Regions from separate parts of the Mus musculus genome. Here region 1 is linked to region 2. Evidence: chromatin loops called from intact Hi-C (ENCODE). Cell type or tissue: heart. All regions are shown on one strand.

The links. A loop is a pair of places that touch in the nucleus more often than their neighbours do. Peaks named below come from ENCODE experiments on the same cell type or tissue, not always from the same donor. Only the 100,000 strongest peaks of a DNase experiment are listed, where the experiment ranks them.
Region 1: it touches region 2 in a loop (6-fold over the local background); 38 of 42 quality-filtered maps call a loop at or near these places.

The regions. Positions count from the first base shown.
Region 1 is chr1:165,657,856-165,665,855 of GRCm38, reverse strand. Rcsd1 (RCSD domain containing 1) reads left to right here. Exons shown (of 7, transcript NM_178593.3): 2 at 806-907; 3 at 2,201-2,290; 4 at 6,412-6,483. Among named protein-coding and RNA genes, the nearest start is that of n-TPcgg2, 20 kb to the right of the region's middle. In heart, CTCF peaks have their summits at 4,905 (motif pointing left) and 7,056 (motif pointing right); DNase peaks (open chromatin) are centred at 2,315, 2,805, 4,905 and 7,025; H3K27ac peaks cover 3,243 bases.
Region 2 is chr1:165,731,562-165,739,561 of GRCm38, reverse strand. No RefSeq gene overlaps it. Among named protein-coding and RNA genes, the nearest start is that of Gm46168, 16 kb to the left of the region's middle. In heart, a CTCF peak has its summit at 3,204 (motif pointing right); a DNase peak (open chromatin) is centred at 3,251; H3K27ac peaks cover 708 bases.

The DNA of each region.
Region 1 (8,000 bases), 74 kb after region 2:
ACTGCTGTGTCAATGAGAGGCAGAGCGAGTCTCTGGTTGAGTCCCAGCGGCCCCCTCCTCATCCTGTCTGCTTCAGCTTCTCAGTCACTCACTAATGTAATAAATGGTCACTATTTTGCCCAATGCAATCAGTAAGCAGGGAAAACAAAATCATGGACATTTGGATGGGAAAAATCTAGAAAACCAAAGCCTCTGTCCAGTTCCTACAAAGACCCTGGCTTCGATGGCATTTGCATTCCCACACCACCCTCATTTTTCAGAGTCATTAAGCAGGGGAAGGGGGTTTGCAAACTATTGTTGATATTTCCCATGTCTGGGGGACTCTTTGCAGAGTGAGAGACCTTGCCCTGACTGCTGACAAGCCTTTGTTTGTTTGTCTCTCAGAACCCCAATACATTGTAGCTACTTACTAAATGTGGGGTGACTGATTAGTTTGTGTGTATAGTATAGTAGTAGTAGTAGTTGTTGTTTTTAAGATTTATTTATTTTATATAAGTACACTGTAGCTGTCTTCAGATACACCAGAAGAAGGCATCAGATCTCATTACAGATGGTTATGAGCCACCATGTGGTTGTTGGGATTTGAACTCTTGACTTTTGGAAGAACAGTCAGTTCTCTTAACCACTGAGCCATCTCTCCAGCCTAGTATTTGTTGTTTTTTCAATCTTGAGTATGAGAGCTAGTTGCAAAATGCTGTTAAAAATATCTTGTCATTGAATTCCTGTCAGGACCACAAAACAGGTGCCTCTCATGACACCCCAGGTGACCTTGCTGATCACCATTTATGTCTCCTTTGTTTGCCAGGAAAGACCCTCAGAGACCAACTCCAATGTTGACAGCTCAGCGCAGCCTTCAGTGGCCCAGCTGGCTGGGCGCTTTCGGGAGCATGCAGCTGTGGCCAGGGAGGTGAGTCTGGATGCTTCGGGCATCCTCTTGGGGGGGGGGGAGTTGGGGGGGAAGGAGCTGGAGGAAGGAGTAGCCTCACTGAGGAGAAAGAGGGCAAAATTTGCCTTCCTGGCTTAGGCAGAGTCTTGCCCTCCTGGAGTAAGGCTCCCACTGTGGTGAGGAGGGGTGACAGCCAGACAGTACGGATTCCCTTTCATCTTGATCTTCCACTGACACAGGTGGGCAGTGTTCCCCTTTGCCCAGCCTGGATTGGTTCAGAGTAAAGAAGTCTCTGCACACCCAGCCCCTGCTTCTAGCCTAGGAAGCAGAAGATAGGCAAGACCCCCCCCCAACCCCCCCCACCCCCCCCACCCCCCCCCCCCGCATCAGATCCGGAACTGAGAATTTCGAAGGAATCACATTCAATAAGAAACCAGGAATGTGGAAAAAAAAGGGACCCAGGACTAGGAGATTCTAGAAGAATCCTGCTGAAGAAGAAAATGTTTAATAATTTAATAAGTGTTATGCTTTCGGACAGGTGTACTGGATTGTCTCGTGTAGTGGGTGGCTTCCATTAGAAGTGAGCTGCGGGGAGCAGCCGCACACTAGTGTTAGAGGAAGAACCAAGACTTCAAGGTCAGCCAGGAATGGGTGGTGCATAGCTTTAATCCCAACACTTAGGAGACAGAGGCAGGAGGATCTCTGATTGGAGGCCCGGTCTACAGAATGAGTTCCAGGATAGCCAGGGCTACACAGAGAATGAATCCTGTCTCAAAAAACAAAACAAAACAAAACAAAATAGGGGGGTGGGGGAGAGAGTCAAATAGCATCTGGGAAAGTCAAAGGCAGCAAGAGTTCCCGAGGTGGGGGAGGGGTTTGCCTGGATCCCACGGGAGCCCAGCTGCCTTGTTCTTTTAGGTATGTGATTTTGCACTGGTAAAAGTGGCCCATGATTTCTAAAGAGGAATGCACTAAAGGGCAAAGGAGATGGCATTGATCTGAGGGTCTAGTTCTGCTTCTCAGCAAAAAGGCAAAATGCGGATGTCATCTTGCAAGCTTGGCTCAGATTGGAGGGGGTGAGGGTCAAGTACAAGAGAACCTTATTGCTGAATAGAAAGGCAGAGGGGCTCAAGGGTTGCGGATGCGCAGCAGGAGGACAGTCCCTTAGACATGCAGGCAGGCCCACTGCCCATTCTTTCCTCCCCAGACATCCCTAACCATTCCTAACACTGGTTTCCACCTTCCTCCTCCTCCCTATTGCCTGATTCACTGCCTCTCTTTTTCTCTCTGTGTCGTCTGTCACTCTCCCTCTAGACACCAGCCAGTAAGCCAACAAGAAGGAAACCACCTTGCTCCCTCCCCCTGTTTCCCCCCAAGGTAGAGCTGGGCCAGAACGGTGAGGAGGTAAGTGCCGCCCTGGGAGCACGGCTGCTGCCCGCTGCCCTGGGCATGCGCACGGCTGCTGCCCGCCGCCCTGGGCACGCGCACGGCTGCTGCCGGTGGGTTTTCATCCTCCTTGTAACAGGAAAGAGCTGCAAGCATCACAGTTTCAGGCCTTGACGTTGCCACAAGGGTGGCTTCACCTCCGGTACAGGAAAGAGTCTCTCTTAATACTTCCTGCGTCTTTCACTGTGGAGGCTAGCTCTCCCTTAAGCCTCCTTAAGGGATCAGTCAAGTACCAGAGCCATTTTTCAGTCCCCAAGTCTAAGGGTGGTAGAGGAGGTGTAGAAGGGTCCTTGGGGAGAGAAGCCATGTCCTCAGAGGCAGAGAGCTACAGTGCTGGAGAAGTTCATGGCCTCTCCATAGCCTTTGTAAAGGCTGGCCATTGTTCTGCATCACTGGAAGAAACCCAGAGCACACAGGAGGCCTCCTGCCTCTCGGATATAAATAGCCAGTGCTGCCGACTAATGAAGGCTCTGGTGTTATAGATCATAGCCAGTAATAGAGCCCCAGCCTTCATGCTGCCCAGTCTTATTTATCTAATTGTAGCTGTTAGAGTAGCTGCTGCAGGCCCCAACCCAGCAGCCCGGGAACCTTCGCTGTGGTCACGGTCACGGTCCTGCCAGAAACCAATTTGCATGTTGTCTTCAGGCCGCAGAGGCCAAGCCCAAAATAGAGCAAACAAGCCAAACAGCTCAGTTCCCAAGTCCCACCTTAGCCCCTCTTCTTCCCTTCCCTTCTTTTCTGGGACCAGCATCCTCATAAAAGGCACGGAGTACCCCTGTGAACTTGGGACATTTTATCCCCTACAAAGTGAAACGTTTGATGTAGATGAATGGTTTTCGAGCCTTTTGTCAGCCCCAGGGCTCACAAGCAGAAGTGCATCAAAAAGCAAAGAACCCGGGCCAGCAAGAGGGCCCAGCAGGTGAAGGTGCTTACGTGCCATCAAGTCCATTCATTGGCCTGAATCCGAGTTCTGTCTTTAGTAACCACATGGTAAAAGGAAAGAACCCACTCTCAAAGGGTGTTCTCTGACCTCTACACGCATGCAGTGACACACGTGCAACACACACATACACACACACACAATAAACAAACAAATTAATACTAGATAAGTGTGATTAAAGAGCAGTAAACTTGGTACTTAGATATGGCTCAGTGGTTAAGAGCACTGGCTGCTGTTTCAGAGGACCTGGGTTCTGTTACTCCAGTGCCAAGGAATCTGATGTCTTCGTTTAACCTCTCTGGACATCGGTGCACAGAGTTACATGCAGGCAAAGCACCTGTACACATAAGGTTTTTTTTTTCAGCCAAAATAAATTCTGAAACATTTAAAGGGCCGAGAAGTCACAGCTACCCCCCCGTTGAGTAGGTGCGGAGTCCTGGGTCCACCTGCTCTGGGAATAACTTCCCCTCCACTGAACAAGGGTAGTCTTGTGAGGTGAGAAATCCCAGGGGCTGAGTTTAAGAAACTCTGTGTTTTTGTTGGGTCCCCACCAGTGCTGTCATCATGGTGCTGTGACTTCATGGGGTTCCCAGACAAAGCTATGACCAGCAACTTCTCTTTACTGAGGGTCAACTTCTCCTAGCAGCTCTTCCCTGCTGAGCTTGGCACCTCTGCTGTGGTATAATGGGCTGTGGCTGCGGCCATCTGAGCTGTCCCCTGATAACCTAGGCTTGCCCCAAGAGGACTCATTGCTCCACACTAATACCTTATTTGTAAAATGAGAACGAGAACATCAGTGGAGGGGGCGGGGGATGCAGAAGCGATGCTCATGGGAACGAAAACAGATGCAGTGGGTCGGGTTTGTAGTGACTAGAGTATACAACTTCATTTCAGGGACTTTATGAGAATAGAAATTTAGAGCTTTCCTTGAAAAGTTAAACTCGAGGAATGGCCAAGGGATAGAATGGTTTTAGATTGAAAATCCATTCTGGAGTGAGATGCTGTGTGTTCATGACAACATTGCCCCCAGGGTTAGTCACTTTCTTTTTGCCTTGAAATTTACAGAGTAGGGCATCACGAACCACAACAGTGATGCCAGCACTTCGGAGGATTGCTAATTCAAGACCAGACTGGTCTACATAGCAAGCTCCAGGCCAGGATGTCACAATGAGACCTCTGTCAGAAAGAGGGTGCAGTTCACCTGCCTGGCAGGACTAAATGGAGGTGTTACAAGCCTTTGTAGTGTGTGCAGCCTACAGGAGCACCTACATCCCACAGGCACAGACGTTGCTCACACATGGGGGTGGGTAGGATGGCTGGGACTCCTATATATTCTGTGTCTGAGATGTGGAGTCAGCCCCAGAATTTCACCTACAGACTACAGGCAAAATGACAAGTTACCTTACCTGGGAAAACCAAATGACAGGGTGTTGAAAGGACATGAACACCACTCCATCCAAAACTATCAGATCAACAACTTATATCATAATACATTATTGGGATGGTATAGCAATACACATAAACATAAAAATGTATGAACACCACGTTGGTTCATCTCCACTGACTGACTTAGTCCCACCACTGGCCTGATGCCTGTGATTAAATTATCAACTAAATGTTGCCATCTGCTGTCCATGGTGTGAATTACATTGGCAGTTGTACGGGGCTTCATTCTGTTTTGTAGTCAAATCAGTACAGGGTCCGCAGTCCGACATCTGCTAGGTCTCTAGTACTGAAATTATATCACCTAAAGTGAACTTTGGTAGCAAAATTTTTGCTGTAGTTTCTAAAGCTGAAACTTCCAAAACACCATTCCCTTGTGAAGACCAGAAATTAAGAACCTCCCAGTTGGGACAGGAGGATCTTGACACTCACTAGAAACAAAAGGGTCCATGACTGACTGCCTCAGCAAAGTGTCTGACGAGGGAGACTCACAGCGATAATGGCAACCCAGAGCTTGAAGGGAAGGCCTCAGCATCCTTTGCCTTAGCCACCACATCCTGACAGGACAGGCATCCATCTGCCCACCAAAAGCAGAGTCAGAAGGAGGCAGGTCTCTGAGTCCCAGTCATCCACTGCCCCACTGCAGCATACTCTCCCTCGACACTGGGAGTCGACACCAGCTGAGTCGGTCTCTCTTCTTCTACAACTATAATATAACCAGATGTCTCAGAACATTACCCAGAGATCAGCAGTACTTCTCTTCTTATGGTTTCCATACACTCATATATGGAGACAGGGGTGGGTTGGAGTGGCCCAAACTATTGGAGAAACCCCTCCCGTGCTTGGCCTTGTCTATCAACCTGAAAGGCGTTTTCCGTTTCTTCACCCTCCCTTAATCATTACGTGGCTGCTGTCCTTCTTGCATTGTAGTGGGAATTTAGAATAAAACCAGGCACCAATCTGGAATTATACATATTTATAAATATGTAATCTGGAAGCAGGAATGATTCCTGGTGTGCACTGATCACAAAAGTAATTAGCAGAGTATACATAGTAGAGAGAGCAGCCTCTGACTGTTAGTTATGGGAAGAAACTAAATCACCTTCATCCTCATATAACTAACACAATCCGTGGTGGGATTGGTAGATACTTAACACACACATCGGCCTGTTTATATGAATATTCAGTGTTGGGGGAAATTCTGGCATATGAACCACGCTGTTGGTGGAATTTTCCAAAGTATTAATCCAATGGAGGGGCTTTAATAATACCTCTGCCTGATTTCATTCCCAGCCTGTGATTTATTGCTTTGTTTGTGACCAGAGAGTGGATGGCCATTTTGCCTTTGGTCTGTGAAATTCCCTCCAATTGTTAAGTTGCCTCGCAGAAGGCCATGAGGTGAAGGCCTTGATCCCCACAGACGTAGTTTTTCCTCCTAATGACAATGAAGTCATTCTTCCTGGGATGGGAGGTTTCCTGTGATATGAATGTCTGCCCCGACTTCTCAGCTCAAACTCGTGGTCTTCCTTGTGATGAGGTGAGGGGGTGGGAACAGCAGGCCTGTCTCCTCTAGGCCTGAGGTAAGTGGTACGGCACCAAAGCGGTGATGGCTTAATAGCCCACCCTCTCTTCTCCCTCCTCCCTCCGCCCTCCTCCCTCTAGCTCACTTGGTCATTTTGGTCTGTTTGTCCTGTAGAAATCACCATCCGGCGCCAGCCACCCACCTAAAATCAAGGTGAAGAGCTCACCCCTGATCGAGAAGCTTCAGGTATGTGCAGAACACATCCTGCTTCCCACACACTCCCGTGACATGACATGACGTGACGTGACGTGACGTGACATGTATGGTGCTGCCCCTTCCTTCCTGTTATCACATGGTACTTAAAAACAAAAACACAAACAAAAAGTATGGCCTGGGCTTAACAGTGCTGTTTCTCAGCTTGTGAGTTTTCTATACATCCAGTTCTGTCCTTCAGAGATTCTCAAGGCCATCAGTCTTGCCTGGGGGCGGGGTGGGGGGATATTGTGATTTGGGGTATTTATTAACCAAGCAATGCATGAGAGTAACCAGAAATCATCTATAGAAGATTGTGGAGGTCGGACTAAAAGTTGGGACAAATAGAGGACCAGAAATGGTATTTAGATTTGCTAAAGCTCATACGGCAGCTATTAAGAGAAAGATCCTGTATTTGGAGTTGGGTATGTGGGATTTTCTGGTGCTCCATCTGCCTCTCTTGCCTAGTCCCCTCTCTGGGAGGTCCTCCGTCTGACCCGCCCAGTTATATCAGAAAGATTCTATTGTGTGGGATTGGAACTACAGAGAGCAGAAGCAAGATGTGTGCCCCTAGAGGGCGCTAAAACTCTGTGGCCTGGTGATGTCGAGTGCTTGCTTAGTGTGCAGATAGGCCAATTCAGTTCAAAGTTCTATTCCTAGCACCTCAAAAATCAGCATGGTGGAACAAGCCTGTGATCCCAGCACCCTAAAGGTAGCAAAGGAGGCTCAGAAGTTCAGGGTCATTCTAGGCTAATTAGTGAGTTGAAGGCCAACCTGAGCTCCGTGACACCCTGTCTGGGCTGTTCGCACGTAATCCCTCCATAACCTTCCTGCTCTAACATCTGTAAGGTTGATTTGGGGCCTGCCACCTGTTCCCCAGCCAAATCTGTAGATTTCTTAGGCTTTAGTTACCTTTGAGTAACTCTCCCTTTGGTCTTCGGTGTCCCTTTATATCCATGTTCATCTGGTGTCACCTGTATCGTGGTGACTGGAGGGCAGACACCCTGTAGACTGCCGTGTCCATCAGTGTGCTGTCTCTAAAGACAGAACTCTCCCTGGAGGCTCGAGAGACAAGGAGGCCTGCCATGAGCCTCAGGTGATTTAAGCCACCTTCCTGATGTGCCAGGAGACCAACACTGACCGTGTAGAGTCTCTGCAGAGGCAATAGCTGCACATGGCAGATACTATGAGCAGCAAATGCTCCTGGCTAATGGGGGGATGACATGGGTGCCAGATACTGCAAGAGCCTGAGAGGTGTTGGGTGGTGGCGACACTCCTCTGTTGTCACCACTACCACCATCATCATCATCAGTTAGGGTCTCACTATGGAGCCCCAGCTGGCCTAGACTTCCCAGACTGACCTCAAACCCATGGAGATCTGCCTGCCTCTGCCTTCTGAGTGCTGGGATTAAAGGCTTGCAGCACTATGCCAGGCCAGGGCAGTTCCATTCTTGTTGGGCGTGTCTAATAGTGAATCCACTTCATCCTGATCTGAGCATCCAAGGTGTCGG
Region 2 (8,000 bases):
TTCTGGTTAAACTCTTGCCTTGAGTTCCTGCCATGGTTTCTCTTGATGACTGGCTGTAACCTATAAGCCAAATAAAAGTAACCTTTTTCTTTCACAAGTTACTTTTGTAAATGGTGTTTTAGCATACACTAGAAAGATCAAGATCTCTAGGAGAACAAGTTATAGATTCTCAGGAACAGTTCATGGAACAGATTAGCAAGGGGACACTCTTGGTCATAGCAAGAGGGGCACTCTTGGTCAAAGACACTTGTTCCCCTTTGCAACACAGCCTGTTGTAAGTGTGTGATCATCCCACTAGGCCTGGGAGGTATCTGTTTACAAAAATTCCCTGATGGCTGGGGTTGGTTTTCATCCTTGATGAGCCTGGGTTTCCCATACCAACAGTCCTTAGCTAAAGCACCTGGTTTTCTAGTCCACACTTCACGGCTTGTAAATTTAACATCCTTTGAGGAACTTTGTCTGCACCAGGATTTATTCTCTCTTCTTCAGCCTTTGATCCTTTGACCAGGACAGTTTACAGATCAAAGTTGTGCCCACTGAAGGTTGGTTCTTAGTCACTTGAGATGTTTTGTTTCTTGTTTTGTTTCACCTTAAAATTCAGAGTGAGGCTACTGTGGAAAGACACCAAGCCAATACCCTGAATTACAGAAATAAGAGCAGGGGCTTTGGGCCCAGCAGGAGGGAAAGATGACAGTCTGACTAGACCAAATGCCAACCTTGTATCCTGCATCATTGTGAGAATGTAAATGGGCTTGGCCACTGAGGAAAACAATTTGCAATTATCTTCTATACTTAGACCTAGTTGTCCTCATAATTCGAATAGCATTCTAGAGAGGGCTTTGCTCAGCCTTTGTAGTAGAAAAAAAAAACAGAATATGACCGAGTAGAACCTGCTCAACTTTCCTCAGCAAGAGGGACATTTTCACCGAGAGGAACATCATACAACAACAAAAATCACCTCCTGCTACGGGCATCAATATGGAAGCACCGTGAAAACAGAAAGCTCCATGGGAAGACCTTCCGAGGTGCCTCGGTGGTTAAGAGCATTTGCTGCTCTTGCAGAGGACCTGGGTTCAGTTTCCAGCATCTGCGTGGTGACCACACCAATTTTACCTCCAGTTCTAGGGACTCCGAAGCTCTCTTCTGAACTGAGGTTACCAGGTATGCACATAGTATGTATGTAGTGCACATACACACATGTAGGGGAGCCCTCATACACATAACATAAAAACAGGTGCTGCATAATAAAGAACAATGAACTCCTGGGGTCATTTTCCAAGAGTGGGTCCATTTCACTCACAAGAGTTTTGATCTCTCCTGTCCTAATCAGATGCTAGTCCAATCTGAAACAAGTCTTGTCTACAAGAGAATGGTCTAATCAAAGAGAGTCTAATCTTAAGCAGTAGCCCAAACGAAGGCTACTCTCTTTGTAGATTGAACAGCACAGCACATATGGTAACAAAAAAGGAAGGAGGAACCTTTGTCTTAGGCAATCGATGCTTTCCAAACCACACAAGGCCACATAAACTCCTAACGGATCTGGTGGCTTCAATTTGCTCTAAAATCACATTGGTTCTTACAGACAATAGTTTTTTAAAAAGGACTTGAAGTAGGGAGGGGGTGTGCTGGGGTGCCTGATGCCTAGGGGTAGTGAGAAGGAAGGGGGGAGAATGTATACAACCAAGATACATTGTTTACATGTATGATATTGTCAAAGAATAAATAAAAGATAGTCTATTTTTAAAAAGAAAGAAACCACAGCTTAAAATAAACATATATCAAGGCGTTTTGCTCGGAGATGTTTGTCCTTGTGAGCAATGGCATCTGATCTCACTTCTCTACCCTGCTCAAATCATCACAGACTTGCTGTGGCAACATCCCCTTTCTAAACTATTCCCTGAGCAGTTATTGAAAATTCAGCTTCCTTCTGGAGGGGGTGGATTCCTCAGGCCCAGATTAATGGCGTCAGATCTGTGGGTGAGGCTGCATCTATAATAAATAAAGGCTGTCCCAGAACACTGCTGTTTGAGAATCCCTTTGATGTCTCCCTTTCTTTCACGAGCTACAGGATTCACTGACTCTTTTTCTCAAAGGGACTTGGAAGCCAGGCGTGCTGGGAGCATCTGTAGCTACAGCTCTCTGAGAGGCTAAGCAGGAGGCTATCAAGTTCGAGGCGAGCCTGGGCTACATTGTGAGATGAGGTATCAAAAGATTCCAGTAGCACCAACAGGAGATTTGGGCCTAGTTTTCTCCTTCTGTTGAGTTTTCTTCTTCTGAAGTTGGCACTGTGAGTCATGCATCTAGGTAAATAATTTTCTCAAATGCCAGCGCACGCGACCGGCGAGAGGAGAGCTTTGGGGAGACAGCTCTCTCCTTCCACCTTATCGATGCAGGCTCTGTCTTATGTTCTCTGATGGAGTGAAGCTGAGTACTCCTAGCTAGCTGGCCTAAGAGCTTCCAGCCAGCTCTGTCACCAGCTCTCATCTCTCAAACGGAACGTTGGGGTTACAGATGAGGGCTTCTGTCTCTAACGTTTAACATGGGATCACCAGGTGTTGAAACTGGGTCCTCAACCCAGGTCTTCAGGCTCCGACAGCAAGGACCTTTTTTTTTTTTTTAAACCTTCTGAGCTGTTTTGTCCCTTCGTCCTTCTCATTTATTTAAAGGACAGCAATCTTACTGTTTGTCAGCAGCAGGGCCTTTATCAAGAGATTGCATGTTTGCATTCTGTCACGTTTATCAAAAGCCCAGTCAAGAGAAATAAATCTTTGTTTGATGGATTTCCTGAGAATGTGTGGCTCGCTCATTTAAACATTTTAAGCAGGTCTAGACTCTACTTTGGAAACAGGGAGACAGTAGCCTCCCTGGGATTGACTGACTGCTCTCTCGGATGCTTTAATGAACCTTGCTTCGGAATTACGTCACCAGTCTTACTTTGAACACTGTTGAAACAGAGGGATGCCAGACTTGGGGCAAACCTATGATCCTGGCTCTTTGGAGGCTGAGGCAAGAGGATAATGAGTTTGAATCTGAGATCGGCCTGAGTTATTTTGTGAGTTCTATATTTATACAGCAAGACCTTGCCTCAAAATAAATACAGGAAGAGAGAAGGGAAGAAAAATGAGAGTGAGTTGTGGGGGCAGAGATCGCCACAGTTCTAAGACTGAAGCGTCTTTCTCTGGAGACTGTGTGGCATGCTCTGGTCACAAGAGGGCGCTGTTTCTATAGCTTGCAACAGTCTTGCAAATGATCTGTGAACTCATGGATGGGAGAAGTTTGCTGTCTCAGAGTCGCAGGTTTCCGCAGTGAGGCATGTTTCGACACTCCAGTCCAGACTGTAGCTGGAGCCTCCCCAAACAAGGACGTCTGTGCAGAGACAGAACCAGTATTGTCAAAACATCAGTTTCAGGATCTAAACTAGAATAAAAGATAAACGACCTAGAATATTTCTTGGCTTAAAACGGAAGTATTGGAGCTGTACGGATGGCTCAGCAGTTAAAAGCACTTTTTGCTCTGGCCGAGACTCAAGTTTGATTCCCAGTATCCACATGGAGGGTTCCAGAGGATCTGATAACCTCGTCTGGTTTCTGCAAGCACTACATGCGTAAGGTATCCATACATAGGTAGTCAAACCACTCATAAACATAAAATAAAAATAAATAAACCTTTAAAATGGAAGTGTCATCCCATGATGCTGTGGTGGGCCCACACAAGTATCCATCCGAAGCATCGGGTCACAGCACGTCATACCTGCCAGGGACTCAGAACACAGAGGGCCAGTGAACTCAACCACCGTTAAGCAAGTGAGTGGGTTGTGTTCTACTGCACGGATTTTACTGGACCAAAGAAAACCAACAGGGGAATTCGCGTTGGAAGAGGCACGTCTGGACTCAAAATGGAGGCCATGATCCAAAGGAACCAGAGCAGCTGAGAAAGCTGTTTTTTGGTGGTCTGAGCTTCGGAACCACAAATAACTTAAGAGAACATTTTGAGAAACGGGGCACTATTAGAGACTGTGTGATAATGAGGAATCCCCAACAAGACGTTCCAGAGGCTTAAGGCTCCTGACCTTATCTCTTGATGCTGCGGTGAGTGTTCCCCCCACCCCCCTCCCAAAGCTGATGACTGGGGTGGAACCGAGGCGCCATTTCTAGAGAGGCCAAAAGCCATGGTACTTGTTGAACAGTGAAAGAAAATGTTGGTAGTATAAAGGAAAATACAGAAGAGTATAATCTAAGAGACTACTTTGAAAAGTATGGCAGAAGCCATCTACATCATAGAAGTCAAAGAGTGGGGAAAAAAAGAGGATTTGCTTTTGTAACTTTTGATGATCATGGCAGAGTTGATAAAATTGTTCAGAAATACCACACTGTCAATGGGTGTAATTGTGAAGTGGAAAGAGCTGTTTCTAAACAAGAGATGCACCTGCTGACCACAAAGAGTCTGTCAATGGGCATAATTGCGAAGGAGAGATGCAGTCTGCAGGATCGTAGAGGGTTGGGGAGGAGGATGTGGCAACTTTGTGGGTCAGTGAGGAAACTTTGGAGGCAATTTTGGTCTTGGTGGAAACTTTGGTGGAAGAGGAGGCTATGGTGGCAGAGATGGTGGCTGCAGAGGTAGTTACAGAAGTGGTGATGGTGGATATAAAGGATTTGAAGGTGATGGTGGTAACTGTGGTGGTGGTCATGGTTACAATAGTAGAGGAGGCAATGGTGGTGGACCAGGATATGGAGACCGAGGTGGTGGAGGAGGATGTAACGGTTACAATGGAGGGAACTTTGGTGGAGGTGACTGTGGTGGTGGTGGTGGTGGTGGTAGGAACTATAATGACTTTGGAACTTAGAGTGGATAATGGCACGGATCCAGGGGTGGGTTAGTTTTGGTGGAAGAAGCTCAGGCAGTCCCCATGGCAGTGGCTATAGGTCTGATGGTAGAAGTGGTGGACTTGGTAGCAGAAGGTTTTACAAACAGTAGAAAAGGGCTATAGTTCTTAGCAGGAGAGAAAGTGAGGGGTTGTCAGGAAAGCCATAGGTTACTTTGAGATAGTTGTTCCGCATGCCTTAGAGGAACTGTAAAAGTCTGCCACAGAGGGAGCGATGATCCATAGTCAGAAACATCACTGCAACTTAAACAGGAAGCTTAGGTCTATCATAGTGTAGTTTGCAAAATGTGCAGCTGTTTATTAATGCAATGTAGTGTCAATTAGATGTATATCCCCGAGGCCTTTTATCTGGTACAACAGTACCTTTCTCTTCATTACATCAGGCATATTGTCCTGTAAATTGTGGTAGTGGTACCAGGAATAAAAAATTAAGGAATTTTTTTCCTAAACAGAACAGCAATGGCTTGCACAGTAAGATCAAGAATTGACAAATGAGTCCTCATAAAATTGTAAAGCTTTTGTAAGGCAAAAGACACTGTCAATAAGACAAAAAGGCCACCAACAGATTGGGAAAGGATTTTTACCAATCCTAAATCTGATAGGGGACTGATATCCAATATATACAAAGAGCTCAAGAAGCTGGACTCCAGAAATTCAAATAACCCCATTAAAAATGGGGTTCAGAGCTAAACAAAGAATTCTCAATTGAGGAATACCGAATGGCTGAGAAGCACCTGAAAAAATGTTCAACATCCTTAATCATCAGGGAAATGCAAATCAAAACAACCCTGAGATTCCACCTCACACCAGTCAGGATGGCTAAGATCAAAACTTCAGGTGACAACAGATGCTGGGGAGGATGTGGAGAAAGAGGAACACTTTTCCACTGCTGGTGGGATTGCAAGCTTGTACAACCACTCTGGAAGTCAGTATGGAGGTTCCTCAGAAAATTGGACAAATACTACCGGAAGATCCAGCAATACCTCTCCTGAGCATATACCCAGAAGAAGTTCCAACTGGTAATAAGAACACCTGCTCCACTATGTTCATAGCAGCCTTATTTATAATAGCCAGAAGCTGGAAAGAACCCAAATGTCCCTCAACAGAAGAACGGATATGGAAAATGTGGTGCATTTACACAATGAAGCACTACTCAGCAATTAAAGACAATGGACTTACAAAATTCTTGGACAAATGGAGGTATCTGGAGGATATCATCCTTAGTGAGGTAACCCAATCACAAAAGAAGTCATTAGATATGCACTCACTGATAAGTGGATATTAGCCCAGAAACATAGAACACCCAAGATACAATTTGCAAAACACAAGAAAATCAAGAAGAGGGAAGACCAATGGGTGGATACATCATTCCTTCTTAGAATAGGGAACAAAATACCCATGTAAGGAGTTAAGAGACAAAGTTTGGAGCTAAGACGAAAGGATGGACCATCCAGAGACTACCCCACCCGGGGATCCATCCCATAATCAGCCACCAAACCCAGACACTATTGCATATGCCAGAAAGATTTTGCTGAAGGGACTCTGTTATAGCTGTCTCATATGAGGCTATGCCAGTGCCTGGCAAATACAGAAGTGGATGCTCACAGTCATCTATAAGATAGAACACAGGGCCCCCAATGGAGAAGCTAGAGAAAGCACCCAAGGAGCTGAAGGGGTCTGCAACCCTATAGGTGGAACAACAATATGAACTAACCAGTACCCCCAGAGCTCATATCTCTAGCTGCGTGTGTAGCAGAAGATGGCCTAGTCGGCAATCACTGGGAAGAGAGGCCTCTTGGTATTGCAAACTTTATATGCCCCAATACAGGGGAATGCCAGGGCCAAGAAGTGGGAGTGGGTGGGTAGGGGAGCAGGGCTGAGGGAGGGTATAGGGAACTTTCGGGATAACATTTAAAATATACATAAAGAAAATATCTAATAAAAAAGACACTGAAAAAAAATTAAGGAATTTTTAATGAGGAGGGGGAAGGAGGAGGAGGAGGAGGAGGAGGAGGAGGAGGAGGAGGAGGAGGAGGAGAAGAAGAAGAAGAAGAAGAAGAAGAAGAAGAAGAAGAAGAAGAAGAAGAAGAAGAAGAAGAGCAACAACAACAACAGCAGCAGCAACAGCAACAACAACAACAACGGCTTCAGAGATGGCTCAGTGGTTAAGAGCTGATTTTTCAGAGGACATGGGTTCAATTGCCAGGACTCACAACTCACAACTGTTTGTAACTCCAGTTCCAGGGGTCCACCACATTCACACTGATATATATGCAGGCAAAACACCAATGGACATAAAATTAAAATTCAATTATATTTTTTAAAGAAGACTAACATGTATGGGCTTAAGTGCTTTGAGATACAGAGCAGCCACCTCATAGTAAATATTCTGCTCTCTGTGTGTGTGTGTGTGTTCGTGTGGTGTGTGTGTGTGTGTAAATGTTGATGTGCATGAATGGAGGTACATACATACTATATTGTGCACATGGAGGTCAGAAGAATCATCCAGTGTCAGCCCTCAATGTCTACCTTGTTTGAAACAGGATCTTTTGTTTTTCATTACAGCGTTGTCCACCAAGCAGGCTGGCCTGCTAGCATCCAGAGGTTCTCGGTCTGCCTCCCATCTTGCCATGGGAACCCTGGAATTACAAATGTGTGCTACCCTGTCTGGCATTTAGAAGGGTTCTAGGACTCTGACCTCACGTCTTCATGCTTGTAAGCCTAGGATCTTCCCATGGAGCCACCTACCCAGCCCCCGAGGACCTCTTGAGCCTCCTTGTAAAGCAAAGGCCCTGGAATCCCATGGCTGGGCTGGGAGGGGTTAGCGACGGACCCTAGAAAACAAACAAGCTTTTGGTTTGCTCTGGCTGCGCTTATGAAGTCCACTGTCACCCAGTGGTGACCCCATCCTCCTGTGAACTAGAACAGAAAGGGGTTGCCACCCATGGCAAGCCACTGACTGAAGGGGAGCACGCTCACTTCCTCAGATGCAATTCTGCATGTGTTGTAAGGGACCTTGGGTCACCCCTTCTTTTGTGCAATGAGACTAAAAAAAAAAAACAAAAAACAAAAAACAGTTCCTGCTTCTTAAAACAAACAAACCCAAAACGTTAAAGGT